Linked DNA regions of Homo sapiens: region 2 is linked to region 1. The links are chromatin loops, found by intact Hi-C in ENCODE. Cell type or tissue: ovary. All regions are shown on one strand. Each heading gives the region's core, and the rest is flanking DNA. Links, peaks and the distances in the headings are about the cores only.

What was found. Peaks named below come from ENCODE experiments on the same cell type or tissue, not always from the same donor. Only the 100,000 strongest peaks of a DNase experiment are listed, where the experiment ranks them.
Region 2: a loop joins it to region 1, with 7 times the contacts of the local background. A loop is called at or near these places in 1 of 110 quality-filtered maps.

What each region holds. Positions count from the first base shown.
Region 1 is chr13:111,563,450-111,570,455 of GRCh38, reverse strand. No RefSeq gene overlaps it. Among named protein-coding and RNA genes, the nearest start is that of LINC02337, 29 kb to the left of the region's middle. In ovary, for the core only: no CTCF peak of the experiment used is centred there; a DNase peak (open chromatin) is centred at 3,675.
Region 2 is chr13:111,617,294-111,624,299 of GRCh38, reverse strand. It overlaps LOC107983958, which reads right to left and starts at 1,051. Exons shown (of 4, transcript XM_017020886.1): 1 at 967-1,051; 2 at 10-443. The coding sequence starts at 1,051. The region is part of intron 1 of LINC02337 (long intergenic non-protein coding RNA 2337); the gene reads right to left. RefSeq lists enhancers at 1,656-2,180, 2,181-2,706. In ovary, for the core only: no CTCF peak of the experiment used is centred there; no DNase peak of the experiment used is centred there.

The DNA.
Region 1 (7,006 bases), core at 935-5,934:
GAAAAGCCCCATTGCTATTTTGATAGGAATTGGCTTACACCTCCTATAAATTGCTTGAGAGAGGTGGGATCTTTACAGTATTGAACTTTCCCCACAGAGGCAGGGCGTGTCCTTCCAACCATTCACATCTTTTTTCTTTCTCCTTACAGTAGAGTTTCATTATTTTCTTTAGTTGGATCCTATGCAGCTCTTGTCACATTAATTTTTAGGTAAACGTTTGCAGCTGTAGCTCTGAGAGGAAGACTTTCCCGATTATGATTTCTAACTACCATTGCTGTATAATAACATGATCCATCTTTGAACATTCATTTTGTGACTAGCCACCTCTACTCTGTGATTATTCTAACAGCTTTTCAGTTGACTCTCTTGGGTTTTCTAGGTAGGCAATCTCAATCTGAAAATAACGATGTTTCCTCCTCTCTTCTCAAATGTTTGCTGCTTTCCTTTTTCTGTCCTGTTTCCTCAGCTGGAACCTCCAGGACAAAACCCCCAGGATCGTGGTGTAGCAGGCTCCCAGGCAAGTTACCCACAGAAAGGGGGCATTTCTAGGATTTCAACCATAAAATGTTGCTGGCTGGGCTTTAAAATGACATAACTTTTCATGTTGATGGATTATTCTTCTATTCCAAGTGTATTAGGAGGCGTTTGTCTTGCCTTGTCAAACATTCCATTTTCTTTACTTGGCTACATTTTATTTATTTTAAAAAATCTGCTCTAGTTTCATGATCTTCCAGAAATGTTCCCTGTCCCAGTCCTGAGCCTCTCTTTTCCCAGCACAGTCTATGCACCCTCCAAAGATTCTGCTCATCACACTGGGCAGCAGCTTGTTTCCAAAGAGGGCTCCAAGGTACATGCCTCCTGCTATGACCCCTCCCACATTGAATCTGGGCTGGACCTGTGAGTCCTGGGAACCAGAGGAACCTGGCAGAATGACACGGGACCAAGTTCAGGCCTCACCACTGAGAGGTCTTGTGCCTTCTCCCACCTTCTTAAGATGCTACTTTCAGAAGTTCTGAACCACCACATACACAGTCGGATCTTCTACTGGAAGGACCACAAAGAGTGACCACTGAGGCTCCCTCATGCCAGCATCCAAGTCCAGCCTGCAGATAAATCCAGCACTAGGCACCTTATGATTGCAGCCACATGAGATACTCTGAGCAAGACCTGCGGAAGAACCGCCCACTGAGCCCAGTCAACCTGCAGAACCCTGAGAGGTTCACCGCACAGCAAGAGATAACCAAAACCTTTTGTAATTTGTAGATTAATTCCTCTGTCCCTTCAAGTAAGCTGAAAAGTCCTTGGGGACCTGAGCCAATTTTGTGTGGGACTAGCACAGGCAATGTGCTGACCAAGGTTTTGCAGGAAATCATGAGAGTGCCAACCCTACAGCAGACACTGTGCTATCTGCCTGTCATGTGACAGAGAAGGCAGAACCTGGGCCCACCTGCATCTCATGGGTGCATGTCGAACACACCTGTGGGAAACTGATGACACAGCTGAGACGGAGATGTAATAGAAGGGGCTCTGAAAACATGGGTGGGGGTTAACTCTCCTTTACGAGTCAGGGAGGATCCTGGAGGAGCTGACATTAGGACTGGAACTTTCGAGGTGGACAGAAGAGGACAGCCTCAGAGACTGTCCCTGTGCCTGCACCAGGAGGAACAGGCAGGCTCTGTCTCAGAAAGGGTGTGGTTCTGGGTCAGGGTAGGGCTGGGGCCGGGGCTGCAGTGGCTGAAAAGACTCCTGGATGATTCTAATTTATCCACAGTGTTGAAAAGCACCCCGTGGAGAAAGGGCCCAGAAACGTTGACTGTGGTCACATATTAAAGGGCCTTTTTGCCAACCTGCGAGTGTTATTTTTCACACTGGCCTCCAGGAACCAGGGGAAAAGTTGAAACAAGCTGGCAACAGGGTTCAATGTATCAAAAGATACTCCAAGGGCAGCGTGGGGGTGACAAAGTCCAGTGTGTTGAAAGATACTGAGGGCAGCATGCGGGTGACAAGGTCCAGTGTGTTGAAAGATACTCTGAGGACAGCATGGGGGGTGACAAGGTCCAATGTGTTGAAAGATACTCCAAGGACAGCGTGGGGGTGACAAGGTCCAGTGTGTTGAAAGATACTCCGAGGGCAGCGTGGGGGGTGACAAGGTCCAGTGTGTATTGAAAGATACACCAAGGACAGTGTGGGGGGTGACAAGGTCCAGTGTGTATTGAAAGATACTCCAAGGACAGCATGGGTGGTGACAAGGTCCAATGTGTTGAAAGATACTCCGAGGACAGCGTGGGGGGTGACAAGGTACAGTGTGTGTTGAAAGATACTCCGAGGACAGTGTGGGGGCGACAAGGTCCAGTGTGTTGAAAGATACTCTGAGGACAGCATGGGGGGTGACAAGGTCCAGTGTGTATTGAAAGATACTCTGAGGACAGCGTGGGGGTGACAAGGTCCAGTGTGTGTTGAAAGATACTCTGAGGGCAGCGTGGCAGTGACAAGGTCCAGTGTGTATTGAAAGATACTCCGAGGGCAGCGTGGGGGCGACAAGGTCCAGTGTGTGTTGAAAGACACTCCGAGGGCAGCGTGGGGGGCAACAGAGCGTCTTGGAGGTATGCCGAAGCGCATTTGGTTGTGACAATGATTCAAGCAGAAGCCAGGGAAGCCCCAAGCCGGAGTTGCTGAACGGAAGAGCAGGGGCAGGTGCGACTCATACATCCAGTGGGGACCCAGGAGGCGTGGTGAGCCTTGTGCGAGGCAGAGAGGGGAGGTGGTGTGTGGGGTCCGCTTTCTGCCCTCTTCCTCCACTAACTTCCTCTCTCTCCTTCCTCTCTCAGTCTTTTCTTCACCATTTTGTTCCTTTCTCTCACCAAGGCTGAGGGAATGGGCCCAGAAAAGTTGAATATGGATAGAACTGAGCCCAAATTTGATAAAAGCAGATGACGGTTCTATGGCACATCTGTGGAGACACCAGAGCTCCTTGTGGAGAGACACAGACACAAACCGAGCTCAGCCCATGTGGAGCTATTTACCTAGGACCATGCTGAAGTATGAGTTCATCTCACAATTTATCTAAGTAAAGCCAAGGCCAGAGCTGACATGAGTCTTCAGACTCATCAGGGATCCAGTGAGCCATCGACAACCACTCCTTCCATCCAAGGCTGTGACGTCTTCCTCCAGGCTACACAGTTTATGCAATTTACCCAATATATAAACCTGGGAATCAGCTGCTGTACTTGGCTCCCAAGATGGTCGTAAGGGTCAAGTGAACTCATGAATGATTTTCCAAATGTGAGGAAATCCTCCACCACCTACAAATAGAGGAGTGATCGCCGGCTGGCCCCGCCCCTGGTTGATGATGGTATGAGACATCTTTCCATTATCAGAGGCACCCAGGAATACTGTGATCTGTGCAAAGGTGTTTGGCTCAGAGAACACACAGTACAGTTGTAGGGGATAGGTTGTGCAGAGACGTAGCCGTCACCCATCGTGGGGAGTTGGCCAGCCCATGGGAGAGAAGTCAGTGAGGACAAGAGGTGAAGCGGGCAGAGGTGAGAAAGGGGACATTTAAACCGGCCTGAAAGCAGCAGTAGCACCAGAATACGGGGAGATGGTAGAGCAGCATTCTATGTGGAGGGAACGCCGGTGCGCCCTGGACACGGACAAGCGACTGCAGCTGCTGAGCGGCCACCCGGTCCTCAGAGGCATCTCCCCCCTCCAACGACAGCCTTTGGGGTCCCAGGGGGAATGCCCACTCCGGAGGACCCAGGGCCCCAGGACTTTGGAGGCCCTGTGTCTGGGGCTTGCATGGTGACCCAGTGGCTCTGTCTCTTTGAACCCATGGGGAGAGTTGTCAGATTCAGAATTTTGAGTAATAAGTGATATTTATCAGAAAGTGATATGAAGCTGGGAAGTGTGTGGAGAAAAGGAAGTTGAACAGTGGCAGATGACCTTTCAGCCATGATCTTCCTGGAACCTGTTGCAGGAGGGTCCCAGGCCCTTTCTGCTCTCCAGGCCCGGATCAGAGAAGAGGTGGTCATGGAATTCTACAATGTCAGAGTGGGGGGCCCATGAACGACCAGCATTGTGAGCTGATGTTAGTAAGCTGTGGGTACAGCCGCTGAAATACTGAAATACTCCCCTGTGCTTTGGTCAATAGCTACAGCTTGATCCCTGGGCACCCTCCATTCCAACAAGCCCTGCAGGAAAGTTGAGCACAGGCCAGCAAGAGGCCTTGTGGACATGCCCTGTGTAATGGCTGCCATTTATTTGGCCTGGTTGGTGTTTGTGTTGTACCAGCTGTTAAATATTTTGAATCTCACCCCTGAAAACAGCCCTATGTTCAAGGGGTCCGAGGGAGCGGCCTACAAAACACTTAAACTTTTAGAGATCCACCATAGGGTCTGCGATGATCAGCATCCAGGGAATTTTCCCGGCCTGGCTGTAAGGAGGTACCTGGACCCTGCTGGTGGGTGTATTGGCAGACATGGGGCTGGAGGAAGAAGCAAAGGACAAACAATTCTAATTGACTTTGAGAATCCACTTTGACGTTTGATCTCACTGAAAGGAATTCAAAGTATTCTTTCTACCTCGTTGCAATGCCTCCTCCAAACCACATACATCCACTACAATCCACAGCAGAGTAAGGGGACCGCAGAGGCACACATGCAGGTGACAGGATCCTTCCCTGTCCTAGGACTCCATCCAACCCTGACCAGGGCATCCTAGGACACACCGGCCTCTTCTCTTCCACACGGGACCCTTGGCCTTCCAGGGAAGACCACTGACAGACATGTTGACGACAGGCGACAGGTGAATATTCTGAATGCTGCTGAGACTCAGTTTCCAGCTTGGGCTGGGAGGGAGTTTGCTGGTGAGGGCTTCTCTGCTGGCAATGAACCAAGTGCTGCCCAGCATCTGCCCCTGTCAGCCACGTTTCCTTTCTGCCCAGCCGGGCGGGCCAGTCGCTTGATTAAAGGTCTGTTGGGGCCAGGCACGGTGGCTCACACCTGTAATCCCAGCACTGTGGGAGGCCGAGGTGGGTGGATCACTTGAGGTCAGGAGTTCGAGACCACTCTGGCCAACATGGTGAAACCTCATCTCTACAAAAAATTACAAAAATTAGCTGGGTGTGGTGGTCCACACCTGTAATCCCAGCGACTTGGGAGGCTGAAGCATGAGAATCGCTTGAATCCAGGAGGCAGAGGTTGCAGTGAGCTGAGGTCGCACCACTGCACTCCAGACTGGGCATCAGAGTAAGACTCCATCTCAAAAAAAAAAAAAATCTGTTGGGGTGACTCACAGCTTTTCCTGTAAACCTTACCAGACGCTGCTGGGGACTTTGAATGCTCTGGGGCCATCCCGCCCCCATTTATGGTGGCCGTTAACCTTTTTGAGAATCTGATAAAGGTTAGATCCTTGCCTCACCAAAATAAAAAGTCTATAAGGACACGGCTATTTTGCATGTAGCTTTTAGGCTGTTTGGAGAATTTCTGGAAATGATGCTTCCCAAGAGCCTCTGCTATTGGAGCATTTGACGTGACTGATGACAAGGTCTCCAGGCCCCAGTGGCAAGGGGCCTGCCTGCCGTTGGGGGCTCTGAGCCACTTTCCCTGTGCCCATTGTCTCCTTGGCCAGACAGTGGCTCCCACCAGGGAAGAGGCTGTCTCTTCTTTCTGACCTGCGTTTGTGCCTAATACAGCGTTACTCTGCCCTGTTCAGCGTGGGACATCGTTGTAATTTGTGACTGCTTTTGCCATAGATAGAAACAACTATGGCAGCAAAGCAAAGCATTCTCACTGAGCGGCACCAAACACAGCTCCGAGCTGACAATGGCTTCTAAAGACTTCCTTTTTGACTTCTTGTCTCAGATTTGATGTCTGCATTGCCCCTAAATGATAAAGCAAATACAATGAGAGACTGCTTGCAGGATACTCTCTTTTCAACAATGTTTCCCCTCTCTTCCTGCCACCCTTTCTGTAAGAATACTGTATATCAGCAACCCTCTGGGGAAAGTAACTTTGAAAAATTGTATAGTGGATGCTAAATGACTTAATGGATAATAAAATGGCTTGTGCTTCTGAGACTGCTATTTAAAGACCAACTTGACATTTTATGTAAAATGAACACTAGTTTTTATATAATCATGGGACCTCGCCCAGCTTTCTGCCAAATTTGCTATTTATGGAGGTTGCACGTCTTCAAAGCAAGTTAGATGCCACTTCTAAAACTCGTTAAGAAGACTCAGGAGGACAAGGGATCTCTTTCGACACCCCAACTCGTAGGTTAAGAAAGAGAAAATTTCAAACCTCAAAAGGTAACAAAACTTTAAGATGAAATTGTAGAAGAGAATCCCTGTGTGTTTTCATGCGTTGCAAAGCGAGGCTGGAACTTTAAGTTGAGGGAACACGTGGGAATTCACCTGCATCCCCCGGCACAGTCCTGGGTGCCAGCCTGAGCTCCACTGTGGACACCTCCCAGACAGGCACCATCATGTCCCCAGCACCACCTCCTACCCAGCTCACGTATCTGTCCTTTTCTTGCTGTGGTCCCCAATTCCAGAAGCCTGACCCTGGTAACCTTGACCACAGGTGAAGTCAGGGTTTCTCAATCTCAGCACTATTGTCATTTACAACCAGATAGTTCTTTATTGTTGGGGGCTGTGGGTGCACATCAGGGTGCTTCGTGACATCCCTGGACTCCACCAACCAGATGCCACTAGCACTTCCAACCTGACAACAATGTCTCCAGGAGTTGTAAATCTCTCTTGAGGATCAAATATCGCACCCCGAGTGAGATCCACTAGATTAAGTAATTGGTAGAGCCAGATTCAACACAGGCAGTCTATCTCAGGCCCATTTTCTTAACCACGTATATTAAGTGCTAAAGAAATTCGAAGTTAGTGAAATAAGGGAGGGAGGATGGGAGGGAAGGAAACAAGAGGTGAGGGGAGGGAGGGAAACAGCAGGTGAGGGGAGAGAGGGAAACAGGAGGTGAGGGGAGGGAGGGAAACAGG
Region 2 (7,006 bases), core at 968-5,967, 54 kb before region 1:
GGAACTTACCGAGGAGGGGCTTTGCAGGGAAATAGGAGGGGTCTGCAGAGAGGATGGTGCAGACGATGCTCTCAGGGAGGCCAAGCTAGGATGAACTAAGGCGTTTCCAAAGCAGCACAAACACAGAGACTTCTTAGTATAACAGAGTCCACCTGACTTCAACCAGGAAAGGGATTGCAACAGTGTTTGGGGATAACAGCGCACTCGGATCCGGACCCCGTGGACTGGATTTGAGGATAACAGCGCACTCGGATCTGGACCCTGTGGACTGGATTTGAGGATAACAGTGCACTTGGATCCGGACCCCGTGGACTGGTGTCCCTGAGAACGTTTACTAAAATTCCTCACAGGGGAAAGCTGGAGTGGCCTCCTGTCCTTGCACACGGAGAGAAATGGTGGTAGGGAGAAGCAGCAGTGCAGGGCACGGATTGGATCAGGACATACTCAGTGGACACCTGCTATGGGTCAAGTCAAGGATCACCCCCGCCTCCATCGGACTACACAACCCGTGACAGCCTCGCTCCCATTCATATTTCCTGGGCTTCTTAGGAGAAGCTCGTGAAGGGGGTGGACGTTATCACCCCTCTACTAAAAACAGGGAAACTGGGAATGAGAAAGATGATCCCGGGCCACATGGCTGTAAAGTGTCAGAGCCAGAACAGACCCTGGCTCTGCCTAGGGTGGGCCGGTGCTCCTGCTGCTGCTGCTCAGAGGCAAGCCTTGGGGTCGTGCTGATATAAAATATCTCCCTGCTGCCCTTGGAGCTGGCCACAGGGCAGAGCCAGTATAGGGTGCGAGAGTCACAGGCTCTCAGGGTTGCTGACTCATTCCTCCAACAAATGTAACAGGAGTCGTTTCAAATACCGCAGGGGAATGCGCTAGCGTGGCGCCTTCTAACGTGCGCTCAACAGTCAGAGCTGTTCAGGGCAACGTTCCCTGCTGGAAAGCGTTGCTGGGCGGTTGTACCTTGACTCAGCTGTGCCGGTGGCTGGGGGCAGCAGAGGTGGCACTGCGGAGGCGAGGCGGCTTCTGCGGGCAGGAACAAACTCATCGTAACTTAGGGAACACGGAGTCTCTGCAACCGTTTTCTGAGCATTGTTTTAAATCAATGGCTTAATTAGACCCCAGTGGCGTTTTCTTCTCCATGAATCGAAATGGCCTTGGCGTTAATACACATCAACATGTTTTCTCAATGATGCCCAAAAAGTCAAGACAGCAACAAATGTTTCGCAGGGAAGAAAAGGAACTTGTGTGGCTCCCGAGGCCCTGCGAGCTCAGCTGTAGTGCAGGGCCAGGAACTGCGTTGGTTTCCTTTTTTTTTTTTTTTTTTTTTTTTTTGAGACGGTGTCTCGCTCTGTCGCCCAGGCTGGAGTGCAGTGGCGCAATCTCGGTTCACTGCAAGCTCCACCTCCCGGGTTCATGCCATTCTCCTGCCTCAGCCTCCCGAGTAGCTGGGACTACAGGCGCCCGCCACCGCGCCTGGCTAATTTTCTGTATTTTTAGTAGAGACGGGGTTTCACCGTGTTAGCCAGGATGGTCTCGATCTCCTGACCTCGTGATCCGCCCATCTCGGCCTCCCAAAGTGCTGGGATTACAGGCTTGAGCCACCGCGCCCGGCCTGTGTTGGTTTCTTGTAAGACACGTTGCATGATGTGTGAATTTAAGGAGGATGGAGGTCAAGTGTTTAAAATTTCAGTCCCAGGTGGAAGCAAGCAAAACATGCCAGGAATTCAGCAGCTTGGCTGTGGCCTGAGAACAGGTGAAGGCTGGGCTGCAGAACCGGGAGAACCTGGGAGGCACAGCGGCCTCCTCTCGCCGGTGCTCCTCACTGAGCCAAACTGGTGCGAGGCCCACACTGGTGAGGGGTGGATGGCAGCGCCCGGGCAGCACCCAGGAGGCCGGGCCCCAAGGGACCGTTTCTGTCTGATTGACAGGGACCTTCTGGGCAGCAGCACCTGATGCCTGGGCTACCGAGTGGGGATCGAGGCCCATGTGGCTTGGGGCAGAGGCTCCCAGTCCGCATTCGCCCCGCAGGTCCCAGGGGCTGGGACCACCTCAGGAGCCATATGAGACATGCCAGGGGCTTCTGCCTGAGCTTCCAGCAAGGGCCATGGCCGCGAATGAGGAAGAATGGAAGGCGCCCTGGCCGGGAGGGAGGCCACCTTGGGAGCCCCCAGAGCCGCCTGCATATGCGGGCTGGGTGCTGTCCCCTGTGCGGCCCCAAGACCCAGTTTCCTGATGGATGAGGCGCCGGACCTCAGAGGGCAACGTGGACAGTCGGATGCGGCCTAGGGACGAGGGGGACACGTGGGGCTGATGGAGACATGGGCAGAGGGCACCAGAGGGAGAGCTGGGACTGTGTGCTCCACACACCACAGAGAGATGCACACACACCACACGCACACCACGGACACACACACACCACAGACATACACCACACACACCACATAGACGCGCACACACCACACACACACCACACAGACACACACCCCACACACACACACACCACGAATAAACACACACCACACACACACCACGGACACACACACCACACACCATACATACACCACACACACACCACACAGATACACGCACCACACACACACACCACAGACACCAAAGACACACCACACATACCAGACACACACACACCACACACACAACAGACACACCACACACACACAGACACACACACCACACCAATACACACACCACAGACACACACCACACACACACGCCCGCCCACACCCCATGTACATATACCACACACACACACCACAGAGACACACACCACACAGACACACACACACCACACATACCACAGACACCTACCACACACACAAGCCCCACACACACGCCCCACACCCCACATACATATACCATACAGACACACACCACACAGACACTCACCACACAGACACACACACTACAGGCACCCACCACACACACCACACACACACCACAGACACACACCCCCACACCACAGACACACGCACCACACGCATACCACACACACACCACACACACAGACACCCACATACTACAGACACCCACCACACACACCAGACATACCACACAAACCACAGACACACACCATACACATCACAAACCATATGCACACACGCACACCACACACACACAACACACACTACACACACCAGACACAAAAACACACCACAGATACACATACCACAGACACACGCACACACCACACACCAGACACACACCACACACACCACAGACACATGCCCACACACATCACACACACATCAGATACACATATCACAGACAGATGCACACACACAGCCTCCCCTAGACACACCTCCAACCTCCCACAAGAGACACATATGCCCCACAAACACGTAAACACACACTCACCATACACCTACAGACACACACACCTCAGACACACACACACATCCTGGTTCCCCACTGGCACGCACAGATGTCCTCTCACACATTCACACAGGTATGGGTGTCCCCATGAGCTCACACTGGGCCAGTGTCAAAGCTCCTCCGTGGGCTGACCTGCAGCCAGGCATTCCCACAGCCCCCCAGGAGAGGGCCCTGCCGCCGGGGCCCTTCACAGCCCCACGGAGGACAGGGATGCAGGCAGAAGCCAGCCTGGCCATTCCAGACGTTGGTCTCACCATGTTCTAACCCACCACATTATTAGACGCCATGACACGTGATATGCCACCTCCACAGACACACACCACATCACTCTGCCACTTCATGGAAGTTAGAGCTCTCGCCTTTCTGAGCCGTCTGCCTCCTCCCGTGATAAGTCAGTTTTCTGTGATCAGAGAGTGTGCACATTCTTGCCTCTATGTGAAATCCCACAGCCAGTGAAAAAACCACCATATCTCCCATTAAGTGTGGGGCTAACATTTCCTTTCTGCTGCATTCAAAATACACCCACGGCTTCCATCATGATGTCCTTTCTGTTTGTTCATCCTGGTGTAAAGAATTGCTTCTCCAGGCCTGGTGCTTGTCAGTACCCATCAGTATCAGTAGTCCATCAGCAGCATCCCCCTGCAGGAGAACCTCCCTTCAGATTGGAATCCTGCAGTTGGTTCAACGTGCACCACGCTAAGCCCACCACCAGCTCCCAGAGGGCTCTCATTTAATATGTCTCTGCAGGGACACCTTGCAACACAGGAGAAAGGGAATAATCATCTAAGATTCAGTGGAAAACTGTACCCTTGGAAATTATCTACTAAAGGAGGTGAAAAGCACTTTTAGAGAGTTTTACTTGACACTTCTCAACAGGAAAGAGCGTCATAGGGAAAGCAACAGGAGCAGGGTTAAAATATGCACTGAAGGCAGCAAAAAGCAGAGTGGACCGGGTAGAAAATGGAATCAATGCTGCTGGGGAGAGACAGAAGACTTTCTCCCAGAGAGCCAAGGGAAGGTCGAAGCAAGTGCAGTTGAAAATGATAACACGGAAAATGAAAATCAAACCGCTAAACATTATCATCAGAATGTTAGTTCTCCAAATTAATCCAATCCAATCCACATCCAAATCCCAAAGGAAATTTTACAGACTTTGACTAGCTAATTTCAAGATTCATCTAGGAAAGAAAATCTACAGGAAAAACCAATAATTAGCAGTGTAAAATATCAAAGAATATTTGATAACTGTAGTGCTCAAAACATTGTGGTGTTGGCTCAGAAACATAAAAATTCAATAAATGGAACAAGAGGAAGAGCCTAGAAGTAGGAAATGCATGTATGCATCTTGGTGTATACGGTAGAGGTGACATTTTTATATCAAGGAAAAATTTGTCAATTCAACAAGTGGTTTTGAACTACTCCTTTCAAAAATATTAAATATTCTACACAAAAATAAATTTCAGATGTGATAAACACAAAATACTATAAAAGTACTAAAAGATATCACAGAACACTTTTTAAAAAATTAACCCTTTGCCCATTTAGAAAAATAAAGTGCAGCTCACTGCTGGCGCTCATTTACTTTTACATAAACACGCTCTTTGAGGCTGAAGCAAATCTGACTGATTTTCAAGGTAAAAGTAAAATATAAAAACTGTTCTTGGAGTTATTTCTAAACAGAGCTAACATCAGAATCGTCTGAATCATCAGAATTGTCAGTTTCGGAAAAATCAGACTCATCAAATGAATCTTCGGCCAACAACTGTTTGAGAATGATGTTCGTATCACATGTGAGAATGCCACGTTTTCTAGGATTTGACATTTTCAGCGATTTTGTAAATGGAAAGTATCGTTACTAAAAACAGAATGCTATAAATAGAATGTCTTTTGTTTCCAAAGTTGATATATTACAGTGATGCAAAAATAACAAAAGCGAGGTATTTCATGACAAAGTTATCTCGGGGTAAACACTGCAGCCGCAAGTGCCACTGCTGCGTCCTCTCCAAGCAAACGGAAAAGGGGTAATCATGAAATGGGGATAAAAAAGGCCTTCTGTGTCTCTAGACAAAAAGGCAGAGCGGGTTGAGGACAAGCAGCCCAGGACACAGCCCCTTGGCCTTTGAGGAAACAGCAGAAGCAGGAAAGCTCCTCTCACCTCTCTCCACCCTGCTCCGCTGAAGCTGGTCCTGAGACCCTCGTGGGAGAGGTGTGCTCCCTATGCCCAGAGGAAAGGAACATTTTTATCTCTAAAGACAAGGACACAGAGAAGATTCAGAACACACAGGCCCTGCTAAGCCTCCCTGTTCCCTGGTTTATTACTGCTAGGCTATCCACCTCATTGTCCAATCATACGTCCCCATTTCTAAAGGTTCCTGTGGCATGTTAAACTGACATTAAATAGATATGTCTGCTCTTCTCCTGTTAATCTGCCTTTTGTTACAGGGGCCTCAGCCATGAACCTAGCAATGGGTAAGGAAAATTAAATTTTTCCTCCCCTACGACTCTCATCAATGTCTATGTAATGATGTCAAAGGCAAAATGAGAGACAAATGGAAGACTAGGAAAAAATAACTTCAACATAACAGAAATAACTTCAAAATAACAGAGAACGGTTCACTCTCGAGACATAAAGATCATGTTATTATATACACTCTATAATCCAGTAGAAAAATGGGAAAAATTTGTAAGTAGAGAATTAAAAGGAAAAGGAAGATTAATATGTCATCAATGTGAACGTCTGTCCAATCTCACTAATAATCCATGAAATACATTATTTTCCCCATAAGTTCAGTAAGACATTTTTCAATGATAACACTCAATGTTTCTGTGCATATGGTGAAGGGCTATGTTCTGTGGGAATGAAGTGAATGGCAAACAGACATTGTGAGGGTCCCACGTATCCATACGTACACACTCTACAACAGTCTCTCTACCTCAGGAATGATGCGGCCTATCAGGGCCTTCCAATAATTACACGTACAAATTAGCAATTAACATTGGTTACCCCTCTAGTCAGAGGTCTCACAATTTCATGGTTTTTTTAATGCTATATATTCATGAAGCACCAGAGGAAAAAAAGCCAAATCTCAAATCAAAATTTTCCTCTTCCAGGAAGACTTTCCTGGTTCACTCTTTGTGCTGTACCTTCTCTCTCCAACTGCTACTCCTGCTGGATTTTCTCCATTTCTATGGCATGAGATGAACCTTGGTTGTTCTTTTTATCTGTGTAAGATTTTTCAGTCCCTTGACCCTTGTCTAGATTCTCTGAGAGCAGGGCTAGTGCTGACTGGCTTGTAATGCTGTGCTGACCACATGCACATTTTGTATATGCCTTGCAGATAAAAACAGAAATGACTTTTATGTATCCTTAGACTTTGATCAGCTTTCAGATAAACTTAGGAGGGCACTTTCTTTCTCTACCAGTTAGATTAAAGACATCACTCTAGGGAGTAAACACGGGAACGCCAAGTGGAAGAATCTTGTGAAGCTGGAAGAAAGAAGGATGTTTAAGTCCTAGAAACCAGACTCCTCCGCTTAGCAGCAGGTGCCCTCCAGCAAATTACACCCCCTGAACCTCACTTTTGTTATCCATAAAATGGAAACAGGACAA